Regions from separate parts of the Homo sapiens genome. Here region 2 is linked to region 1. Evidence: chromatin loops called from intact Hi-C (ENCODE). Cell type or tissue: dorsolateral prefrontal cortex. All regions are shown on one strand. Each heading gives the region's core, and the rest is flanking DNA. Links, peaks and the distances in the headings are about the cores only. Region 1 holds the start of LOC107987043 (a long non-coding RNA gene). Region 2 overlaps LOC101930053 (a long non-coding RNA gene).

Region 1 (5,380 bases), core at 99-5,098:
TAGAATAACAGAATCTCTCATACTCTCTGTTAGGGCAAGTGGGGCTGTAAATTGGATCAACTACTTTGGAAAAACAGTTTGGCATTGTCTAGTAAAAGTGAAGATGTACATAACCCTATACCCCAGCAATTGTACTCCTAGAGATTTCCCCTGGACAAATTTGATTTCATATATCAGGAGACATAAATAAAAATGCTCATAGCAACACTGTTTGTAATATTCCCAGTGGCAACAATGCAAATGTTTGTCAGGTATGTAATTAATAAATAACTGTGATATGTTTACAAATGGACTATCATACAGCAATAACATGGATAACCTACTTCTATACATAATAACATGGATGACTCCCACAAATGTAATGTTGAGTAAAGACACAAAATCCTCCTTCCTTTCACACAAATGTTAAAACAGATGAAACTAAGCAACATGTGTAGGGATACATACATCAGTGATAAAACTGTAAAGCAAAGCAAGGAAATGATGGTCAAGAATGTTAGCAGAGTAGTTAGGGAAGAGCAAGGTGGTTTTATCATTAAGGAGAGGAATGCAGTGGGTTAGAGAGGGCACCCGGGCTACTGATAATATTCATTTCCCAACCCTGGTAGTAAACACATACGTAACGTTCACTTTATAGTTGTTTGTAATACACTTTAATGAAGTTTTCTGGATGTATATTTCACAAAAAAAATTGATTTCTAAACTTGCTATTTTCTGTATGACTTGTGTATTAATGTATTAATTGAAGTTAAGCAAGAACAAAAAATATTTTCTGAAGCCTGTAAAATGGAGAGAAATGCTCAAGAATATGTTTTGGAAGGTACCAGCAACAGGGCAGCTCCAGGGTTCACAACCCTTGGAACCCTGTCCTTAGGGTGTAGTTACGGGATAATTTGTTCAACCTCTTATATCCTGGGTCTCTCTATTGAAAATCCCAGTTCCTGGAAGAGAGAATAGGATTGGCCTGGTCATATTCCCTATTGGTCACATGTCCTGATTTACCAGAGCCATGTGGAGTCAGAGAGGGGTCATTCTTCAAAGGCCAGGGAATGAGAGGGAAGGAAGACTGCATGGATGAAAATAACCTCCAATCTGGACACTGTCAAAGCCAACAGACAGAAAACACCAAGATCCAAGAAGGCATGCAGGTAAGAAACACTGACAAAGCCAAGATTGTTCTTGAAGAATTCATCCCACAGAAGGGCAGCAGTTCACTTGCTGCATTCTGTTGACCTTTGGATTCCAGGACTGGAGTACATAACTAATGTAAAAGAGTGAACAATGACATATGGATGACACTCTTCCCACGGTGCCTTAACTCGCCATATTCCCTCTGTCTGGGAAATGTGTGCCAACCCCAAATGTCACTCTGATCATCTCTCCTGTTCAGAAAACTAGACTTTGATCATCCTTTATGATCTCTTCTCTTGTGAACTTTATGGTGGTCAAAGTCACAGCAAGGTCGATTAAGAAAGGCCAAGAATCAGTGCTCCTGTTTGCTGGGACCAGGAGGCAGAGGACTAGCCTGTCATTCACAGGTCTTCTTTAGGGGAGGGGGCAGGGCTTGTAAATTGGGGAAGTGGGTGGGGTGGTGGGAAGCAGGAAATATTGCCAGGCCGGCAGGAATCCTGACCCTCTTGGTAACTCATCCTGTACCAAGCAACCAAGATAATTTTTTAAAGTACAGACTTGTGTGTGGAAATATATCCTTCCCACAGCTCAACCTCAGCTTTGAAATGATTCTCAACAGAAACACACACAGGTAAACAGTAACTTTCTGAAGCACAATGAGTGGCCTCTGCTACAGAGACCAGTTTGGAGACTGCCACATAATACAATTTAAATTAAGCATGAGTATCTTTTTTTTTTTTTTTTTGAGACAGAGTCTTGCTCTGTCACCCAGACTGGAGTGCAGTGGCGCGATCTCGGCTCACTGCAACCTCCACCTCGCGGGTTCACACCATTCTCCTGCCTCAGCCTCCCAGGTAGCTGGGACTACAGGTGCATGCCACCACGCCCCGCTAATTTTTGTATTTTTAGTAGAGATGGGGTTTCGCCATGTTGGCCAGGCTGGTCTCGAACTGCTGACCTCAGGTGATCCACCCGCCTCTGCCTTCCAAAGTGCTGGGATTACAGGTGTGAGCCACCGCACCAGGCCGCATGAATATCTTTATTCATGAGCCTGGATCCCTAAGAATGAGGGTGCCTCTGACTATTCTTAATTCGTTCAGCAGTCACATTCATCGCACAACACCCAAAGACATATTTGGTCTGCAGTTCGCACCTATTCCTCTGGAGCTTTGAACAGTTAATAAACATTAGCTCGTTAGCATTAATTAAAAGGCATCTTATTACAGCAGGATCCAGAGTTACCACCTAGCCACTCTAAAAACCAGCGGTCGGCTTGACTTCCAGCAAAGCCTCTTTTATCGATGGCTTCTGTGGGTGTAGTTAACCTCCGCCGTCCCCCGTCTGATCTCATTATTTCAGATCCTCGCATCCTGGCTGGCTTTGCCTTCTCTCTCTCCTCGATCCTCCCTTTACATAAATGCGATTGTTTCGTTGCTTCCTTCCTCGGAGCCCGGGTTTTGTCCGGGCTTGGCTCGGTTTGCGCGTTTAAGAACGAGCGCCTAGGCCTCCGGGCAAGGGTCTAGAGCTCCCGCAGCCCTTCACTGGGTGACCTCCTCCTGTCGGGGCCATTTGTCTTCAGGGCCTCTCTTTGAGGCTCTGAACAGGACGCTCCAAGTGGGGCCCGAGCGCTTGGCAGACAAGCCCCTGGATTGTTGCTAGAGACCCTCAGGTCGCCTTGGGGCGGAGCGCGCCTTTCATGAATCCGGGAGCCTGGGATGCGCATGGCGAGGAGGGGGGAAACGTGCTGGGGAGAAGGCAGGCCTTGATGTACGCCCTGGTGGACAAAAGCTGCTAGTGTCAGCTTGATTTGCAAGATCAACATTCATGAGTTTCACCGCTTAGAAAGGGGCATTATCTGCAAACCGGAGACTGAATGGAAGCCATAAACAAGTGATTTCACACTACCAAGCAGGAAGAATATTCTACCTCCTCAATTATTCTGAACAGCATGTTTGGCCCCTTCCAGGTTCCCACCGCTAGCGAGCCCTCCACCCCTGGTGTGTGCAAACGGTGGACCTTTCGGCGCCTAAGAAACCGGGTGCTGAGCCCGGGAGCAGCGCCTGCTTTTCTTCCCAAGATCCACTCCGGGTTTTGCCTAGCGCTGCTCCGGGAACCCATTCCAGACGCAGGTAACGCCAGGCAACGTTTTCCTTCTCACCCGCCCAAGGCCAGCCCCGAGCCGCCGGGGTTCCAGGCCCAACACAGCACAGATGCACGTTTCAAAATGTGCTCGAATATGCAGCCTGCATCAAAGGCGTTGGGAGGCTCTTTCATCCTCTCAGCTGCCTAAGAAGGGACATGCTCCCAGCTACCCTCATTTGTGGCTGGGTTTACTCTGAAATGAAGATGTACCTCTGGATGCAAAAAGAAAGGGTGGAAGGTTTTTTTCCCCCTACTTCTTGCACCCGATTTCTCATTTTGCCTCGCCCTCATCCTCATCCTTTGTGTATGCCAGGCTGTGTTAACCCTTTGAGAACCCCCGTGGCTTGCTCTTTTCTTTCTTCCTTACGGTTGTCATCCGGTTTGTAGCCTGACTTCTTCGGCCTGTCACGTACCCCTTTCCTTTTCCTGGAAGTGGTTTTGTTGTAGGACAGCCACAGGTGGACGGCTGGACCTTACCAAGCTTTGAAGGGCGAGGACCGGGCGAAGGCAAAACCTGGGAAGGCTCTGGCTGCCGCCAGAGGACCGGGCGGAGCAACCACAGTCACTGTGGTTATCATGTCCAGCCTCCTGGGACCTCCACTTAGCTTGGCTGTCACCCTGACCCCCGCCCGCACCTCCCCAGCTGCTGATCTCGGGGAGGCAGCCCTCCCTGAGGTGCTGAGGGCAGGACCCTGGCGAGCAGAAGTGAAGGGTTTAAGAGCCATCTCCCTACTAGAATGGTGCCCTGATGTTTAATGGCAAATTACCCAGCAAGCACCTATTTTTAAAACTTTCACCCCTTTTCCTTGGGAACCCCCCACTGTTATGGAAAATTTAAGCCTTTAAAGAAAACACGTGTGAGTGTGTGTATGTGTGTGTGTGCGCGCGCATGAGCATGAGAGAGAGAGAGAGAGAAAGAGATAGCTGTCGAGGTAAGTTGAGAGATGGAGGGGAGGGGAAGGATTTCAGCATCATGACGTAGTATAGGAGGAAGCTTTGTTCCTGGAGGATTGATTTTGTGAGGGAGGGCAGAACCAGACAACAAGGAACATTTAGATAATACGTCTGTACTCCGTAAAGGTGAGGGTCTACAACAGTCATCTAAGGCAGTGACAGACATGGGTCTGCACACTGAAACCGCAGGGTGTCAACAAGGCACAGAAAAGAATGCAATGTAGGGCGCAGTCCTTTGGCTGGGCTAGGCGTGAAGCATTCCTGAGAAAGGTCTACACTATGAAGCCAGCTCACTGTAGACTTGGGACTCACTGATCAGCCTTGGCTCTCTGTGGAGACTCAGGTGTTTGCTAAATGAACATAAGATACTGCAGAGAAGGCTGCTAGTCTCCAAAGCTCATGGAAAGCGTTTCTTCCTGACCAACTGCAAAAGAGTGGATGTATACTGTGCTAACCTTTGTGAGGAAAAGGAAAAATGGGAGAAATACATGTACCTGCATATCTTTCAAAAAAATAGAAATATAGGAGGAATAAACCAGTAAAGAATGAAGTGAGATGAAGCAGGTCACCTAACAAGAAGGTGGGAAACAGGGTGGAAGGAATATGAGAGGGAGAAACACTTCTATGGTATAGCTCTTTGTATTATTTTTGATTTTTGGAAGTTTATTAATGTTCTATTTATTTAAAAGATTAAACCAAAAAGTATGGGAAGGGAGAAAAAACTAAAAACCAAACTGAAAAAAATAAACTCAACTGTATTTCAAATGAATAACCACACTGAAAGGGGGAAAAAGAAATCTGAGTAGTTTATGAATACCCATTAGACCATATTCCATTAGACTTAGGTAGCGTGGGAGTCAGGAAGGACTTAAACACTAAACTCTTTTTACTGGGTTTGTTTTTGTACAGCATGGACACAGAAGGATTCTGAAATGATTTTAGATATTTCGTGGTATTGAGCAAATCAGTAAACACATTGTTGTTGAGATCCAGAGTTCTCACTGTGGAGAAGAAAGTTACAAATACAGAAAGAGAGAAGACATGGATGTAAGAAGAATGGACTGCAATTGGAGGTATTGCTGTGGACTCATAATTTCTGAAATGTGTATATATGTGTATGTATTAATGTGATACATATATATGTATATCTATC
Region 2 (5,380 bases), core at 330-5,329, 170 kb after region 1:
TGATATTCTGTGCCATTTGGTCTTGAGTTCTCAATACATTCCATTCATTTTTCCAGCTGGAGGGACGAAGAATGACATTTGACTTAGTCGCAAATGGAAATCATTTTGTTTGGTACAAAGCCCATTGGAAAAAGGAAGACAAAGGGCATTTCTTTCAGTGGTAACCTGCTACTGCATTTCCTGTAAACACTAAATATTCTCCTCTGTTAGCCTATGAGAAATGGTGCTAGGTGGGAGAAGAGGCAAGGGTTTTCTTGTTTGTTTGTCTCTTAGCTCAAAAGAATCAGGGGAGAAATCTCTTCTAATTACAGAGTTATGTGCTTTGGAAGGACTTTTTTATTCATTAAGTCTGCCCACTGCCTATAAGTAATCTATCTTGGAAAAGATGTTTTATTCTTAGAAGTATGAAACCATTTTTGGTCTCTGAAGCAAGATGATTGGATCCACCAATAGAAAGTCATATTCTCTTGGTCAGATAAATATTTTATGCATTTTATTTTTCAAATAAGTAGAGCAGTCATGTTATTTACTATCTAAGCATAGAGACATTTGATCATGAAAGAGGGCACTGTTACCATTTATACTAGGACAACTAGCATAAAATGGTATTTTCCTGGGCAAACTATATGAACACCTTACAAATAAGGCCACTTATGAATGTAACTTTCATAACATGTAATCAAGTCATTAAGTCCCTTATTCTGAGAAGAGCCAGCTGACCAGGAGACCAAAAGGCCAAGAGAAAGAATGTCATCCTCAATTAAGCATTTCAGTGAGTAAATCATGATTCCATTAGTTGATTGTTACTAAACTTTCTTAAGACATGCCCTTAGTGAAACCTTTTACACCAGCGTACAAATGCATGGACTATTTGCCTGAACTAGAAGGTCCTTCCCCGTCAGCAACCCCTGACTATAAGACCCAGACTAAATGTTATTTCCTCTGAAATGGCTTCTTCACCATTCCTGGATGTGGCTCGTCTGTGATAACTAGGTTTCCCCAGCACAGTGTAAACACTTCTACAGTAGTACTTTTCACATTATATTATAATTCTTCATTTATGTCTGTCTTCCCTCATGCGCTGTTCAAGGGTAAAAACTGTGTCTTATTTATTTTTGTGTCTTTCTAAGAAAAGCTTTTTTTACTCAGTGTAATTGTTCAATACATTACTGAAAGAATGAATGCAGAGAACTACTTATTTAGAAAAAGAAGTTTATGCTAACAAGGCCTTCCCAGCTTGAGCTTGAGATAGAAGGAATAAAAAGAATGAACTGATTTACCAGCTGTTTCCTGATTCATAAGGAAAGAAATATGGAGTAATTCTGAGGTGGGAGGCAGGGGAGAAACAAAGCATAGTTCATTTTAATTACATTTGGCTGTGGTACCGTTTCAGGATAGAACTCACAAAGCTGTAACTGCTAGGAGCTGTGTATGTATTGCTTAAGGGAAAACAAGATGATGTACTAATCTTTAAGATATTTTAAAAAGACTCTTTTGTGGTACATTGTCTAGAAGTGAATGTAGGTTATATCCCCTCCAGTGGTAACTACAGAAATTAGAGATGCTGAGAAATCATGTGGTCAACCCTCCCAGCATCGTACGCACAACGTCACCTGAGCCATGTTTATGTAGCTCCTGTGACTTCCCAGGAGTGTGCAGAGCTCCTAGCAGAGCAAAGAAGGCTGCTTTGGAAATCTAAAGCAGACACTTGGCTCCTACTGCTAGATGGCCTTGGTGAGGCATTGGGAATTGACAGATGTTAAATTGGCAGCACAATTCTCCAACCTGGGAGTTAAGGCTAAAGCCTGAAGTATTGAGAAGCCATATATATTTATGTAGAGAGGAGGGACCTCTCTTGAGCCAAAAGGAAGTGGGTGGGTAGGGGTTCTGTTTACTTTATTAAGCTGTTTTGCAGGATTTGGGGAACCAATTTCATTGAAGCATGTGTCAGGACAGGGCAGTCATTCTCAGAGTCAAGTAGTACTGTCAATAAATAATCGCATGGGGCCTGAGACTGGTGGGATTACTTTAGGTTCTAATTCTGGACTGACACATGAATAGTTAGAAGCATGAAATACCCATGTTTCTCCCCAGGACTAGAGTTTTCATAGCTCTAGGATATAAGGAGGAGTTCTGGTGACTACAGGAGGCGGTGACAGAAAGAGATACATAGAAACAGCAACATACATTTCTCCCTACACTGAGTCTGTCTCAGCCTCTACCATTCTTTCACTCTATTCCTTCAAAAGTATGTTCTAAGCCCATAGTACTGTGCTTAGCAGTGCAACATTAATGGTAAAGAAAGCATTGGCTCTCAAGATCTCCTGGCCTAGTGGGGAAGGCAGCCACATAAACAGATCACCATCATTCACCATGATATGTAGGCTATTGGAAATGTGTATAGGAGGTTATGAAAATATAATGGAAGGAGTTGCTGATTCTGTGTGGTTATAATCAGGAAGAACTAGAGTTTAGGGAAGGCATCACATATGGCTCCCCATTATAAAACCCAACCCTCTTGGCGTGGTATTCTGGCCCTTCAATGTGTGTCCCTGCCAGTTGAAATCTCACCACCCACCATGCCTGACACCAACTCTGCTCCATCCAGAGTCTGCCTGAATCTCAGCTTTGTCCTCTTTGTTCCCTGGCTGGAATGTTGCATTTTTCTCTACTGACCTAATCTTATCTGTTAAAAGTCAGCTCAAGTCCTACCTCCTCCGTAAGTCCTCTTCTGAGTATTCTAGCCCATAGTGAATTGCCCATTCTTGACTCATTGTTTGGAATTCTACCTTGACACTAGATTTTATCTTGCATTGTGACATCTCTTATATTGCTATATAGTGCTTCTAGTATTGATTTAATACACACATGTTTCTCTTCTCCCAAACTAAACTTAAAGACATTCAATGGCAGAATGCATTATCTAATATTCCGTATATACCAGTGATCCCCAAACTTTTTGGCATCAGAGACTGGTTTCGTGGAAGACAATTTTTCCATGGACCAGTGAGGTGGGATGGGATGGCTTCGGGATGAAACTGTTCCACCTCAGATCATCAGGTATTAGATTCTCATAAGAAGCACGCAGCCTGGATTCCCTGCCTGGGCAGTTTACAATAGGATTCCCACTCCTATGAGAATCTAATGCAGTGGCTGATCTTACAGGAGGCAGAGCTCAGGTGGTAATGCTTGCTGGCTCCCTGCTCACCTCCTGATCTGTGGCGTGGCTCCTAACAGGCCACCAACAGGTACCTGTCTGTGGCCCAGGGGTTGGGGACTCCTGATATAGGCCTTAGTAGAGTGTAGGGCACAGTACTCAGTAGATACCTGTTGAGTAAATGAACATAAGAATTTTGTTACTTGGGAGAGATTCAGGATAAAATTGTCTCTCTCTCTCTTTTTTTTTTTTTTGCATCCAGATTCAATATGGAGTGTGAAACCTCTTCCTGTGGCTACGAATTTGGGTAACATTAATTTTTCTTTAAGACTATCCATGCATTCCTCCATCTACCAAATATTTACCTAAGAGTTTACTATTAACCACTACTTGGTGCCGAGAAACAGGTGAATTTGCCAAGAGGTGGAGTTCTCTGGAAGTAATTTTTCCCCAAACTTCTTTTTTTTCTTTTGTTTTGAGGCAGTGTCACCCTTTTGCCCAGGCTAGAACGCAGTGGCGTGATGGGAATGCAACCTCTGCCTCCTGGGTTCAAGCGATTCTCCTGCCTCAGCCTCCCGCATAGCTGGAGATTACAGGCATGCACCACCATGCCCTGTTAATTTTTGTATTTTTAGTAGAGATGGGGTTTCACCATGCTGCCCAGGCTGGTCTTGAACTCTCAGCCTCAAGTAGTCTGCCTGCCTCGGCCTCCCAAAGTGCTGGAATTACAGACGTGAGCCACTACGCCTGGACTGCCCTCAAAATTCTGAAGGCATTGCCCAATTATTTCTATTAGTTTGGCGCAAAAGTCACTGTGGCTTTTACCACTAAAAGTAATGGTAAAAGCCACAGTGACTTTTGTACCAACCTAATAACTTTCACTGTGACCGAAGTCAAATGCTATTTCTGGTTCTTGATATTTTATGTGAGTCCTCTTTTCTTCCTAATTGATCCTCAAAGTTTTGGGGATCCTCTATGTGTCGCTGGTATCAATGACTCTCTACCTTGGTGGTTTTTTTGTTGTTGTTTTCATTACGGTAAAATACAGATGAAATAATTTACCATCTTAACCAGTTTTAAGTGTACAGTTCAGTGGCATTAAGTACATTCACACAGGTATGCTGTTAATTTTAAATTCACAGTTTTAAGCACTTAGTGGGACCTTTCAAACTGGAGATGTATATTCTTATTTAATAATTTCATCCTCTATTTTCTCTCTTTTCTCTTTCTGGAATTTCTATTAAACAGATGTTTGATCTTCTGCACTACACATCTAACTTTATGTCCTTCCTATCATCTCTCTAATCATTTGTTCTACTTTCTGGGGTTTCTTTAACGTTTTCTTTCAGTTATTTACTGAGTGTTTTATTTCTATATTTTACTTCTCTGTTTTTCTTGCTTTGAATGTATTTTAAAAATAGCATCCCATTATTGTTTCATTGATGTAAAATGTTATATTATTCTCCAAGAACAGTAATCACATTTTTTGAAATTTTCTTATAGGCCCTTTCTTTCTTCCAAGTACCTTTTGCCTTTTTTTTGTTTGTTTAGTTTGGGGTCTCTCATTTTAGAAAAGTTTTCCTTAACTATTAGCCATCCCTGGCTATCTCTTTTTGGCTAAGAATCTGTCACTACGAAGCTGAATGGATGATCTATGTACATTGGACAGGGATGGTTTGATTAGTTAGAAACCAATAATTTTCTTGGCGAATTGCTTGCAAATATCCGTGGGTTTTCTGTTAAGTCAGGATGTCAGCCATCTGAAAACCCAGCGGCATAGGAACAGAAGTGGGGATCTCACCGTTTACAAGGTAGGCTTTTATTTAATTACTGTGTTTTTTAGCACAGCATTCCACTATCTCCTTTGCCTCATGTGCTTAACTCTGGGAGCTCTCAGGTTCATATTCCCAGTAAACCTCTCACCTCCTCTAAGCATGATGTAGGGAAGGCATCAGGCACCACCCTCTTCTTATATAGATTTTCGACTAATCATTCCCCACCTCAATGTCTTCTAAGGATCCCAGTGCCCCTCATTTCTGAGACTTTCCATATTTTTGCAGCTTAATCAGCTTCTCTCCTCTTCAATCTTTCTCCCCTATGCTAAGTAGGTTGCCATGTGTGTATTACTTTGTATCTCCAAATTTTTTTGAAATCTATCATCTACTTTCATGTTCTATTCCCATTTCCTTCATAATTTATGTTTTTTATTATCTATTATTTTGG

Evidence for each region. A loop is a pair of places that touch in the nucleus more often than their neighbours do. Peaks named below come from ENCODE experiments on the same cell type or tissue, not always from the same donor. Only the 100,000 strongest peaks of a DNase experiment are listed, where the experiment ranks them.
Region 2: a loop joins it to region 1, with 2.1 times the contacts of the local background. A loop is called at or near these places in 2 of 110 quality-filtered maps.

What each region holds. Positions count from the first base shown.
Region 1 is chr9:2,238,787-2,244,166 of GRCh38, forward strand. LOC107987043 (a long non-coding RNA gene) reads right to left here and starts at 3,833. Exons shown (of 5, transcript XR_007061395.1): 1 at 3,641-3,833. RefSeq lists enhancers at 2,150-4,047, 2,341-3,215. In dorsolateral prefrontal cortex, for the core only: CTCF peaks have their summits at 3,169 and 3,369; DNase peaks (open chromatin) are centred at 2,845, 3,275 and 3,746; H3K4me3 peaks cover 2,313 bases; H3K27ac peaks cover 1,971 bases.
Region 2 is chr9:2,411,981-2,417,360 of GRCh38, forward strand. The region is part of intron 5 of LOC101930053 (a long non-coding RNA gene); the gene reads right to left. The region is part of intron 2 of LOC105375956 (a long non-coding RNA gene); the gene reads left to right. Among named protein-coding and RNA genes, the nearest start is that of VLDLR, 210 kb to the right of the region's middle. In dorsolateral prefrontal cortex, for the core only: no CTCF peak of the experiment used is centred there; no DNase peak of the experiment used is centred there; H3K27ac peaks cover 382 bases.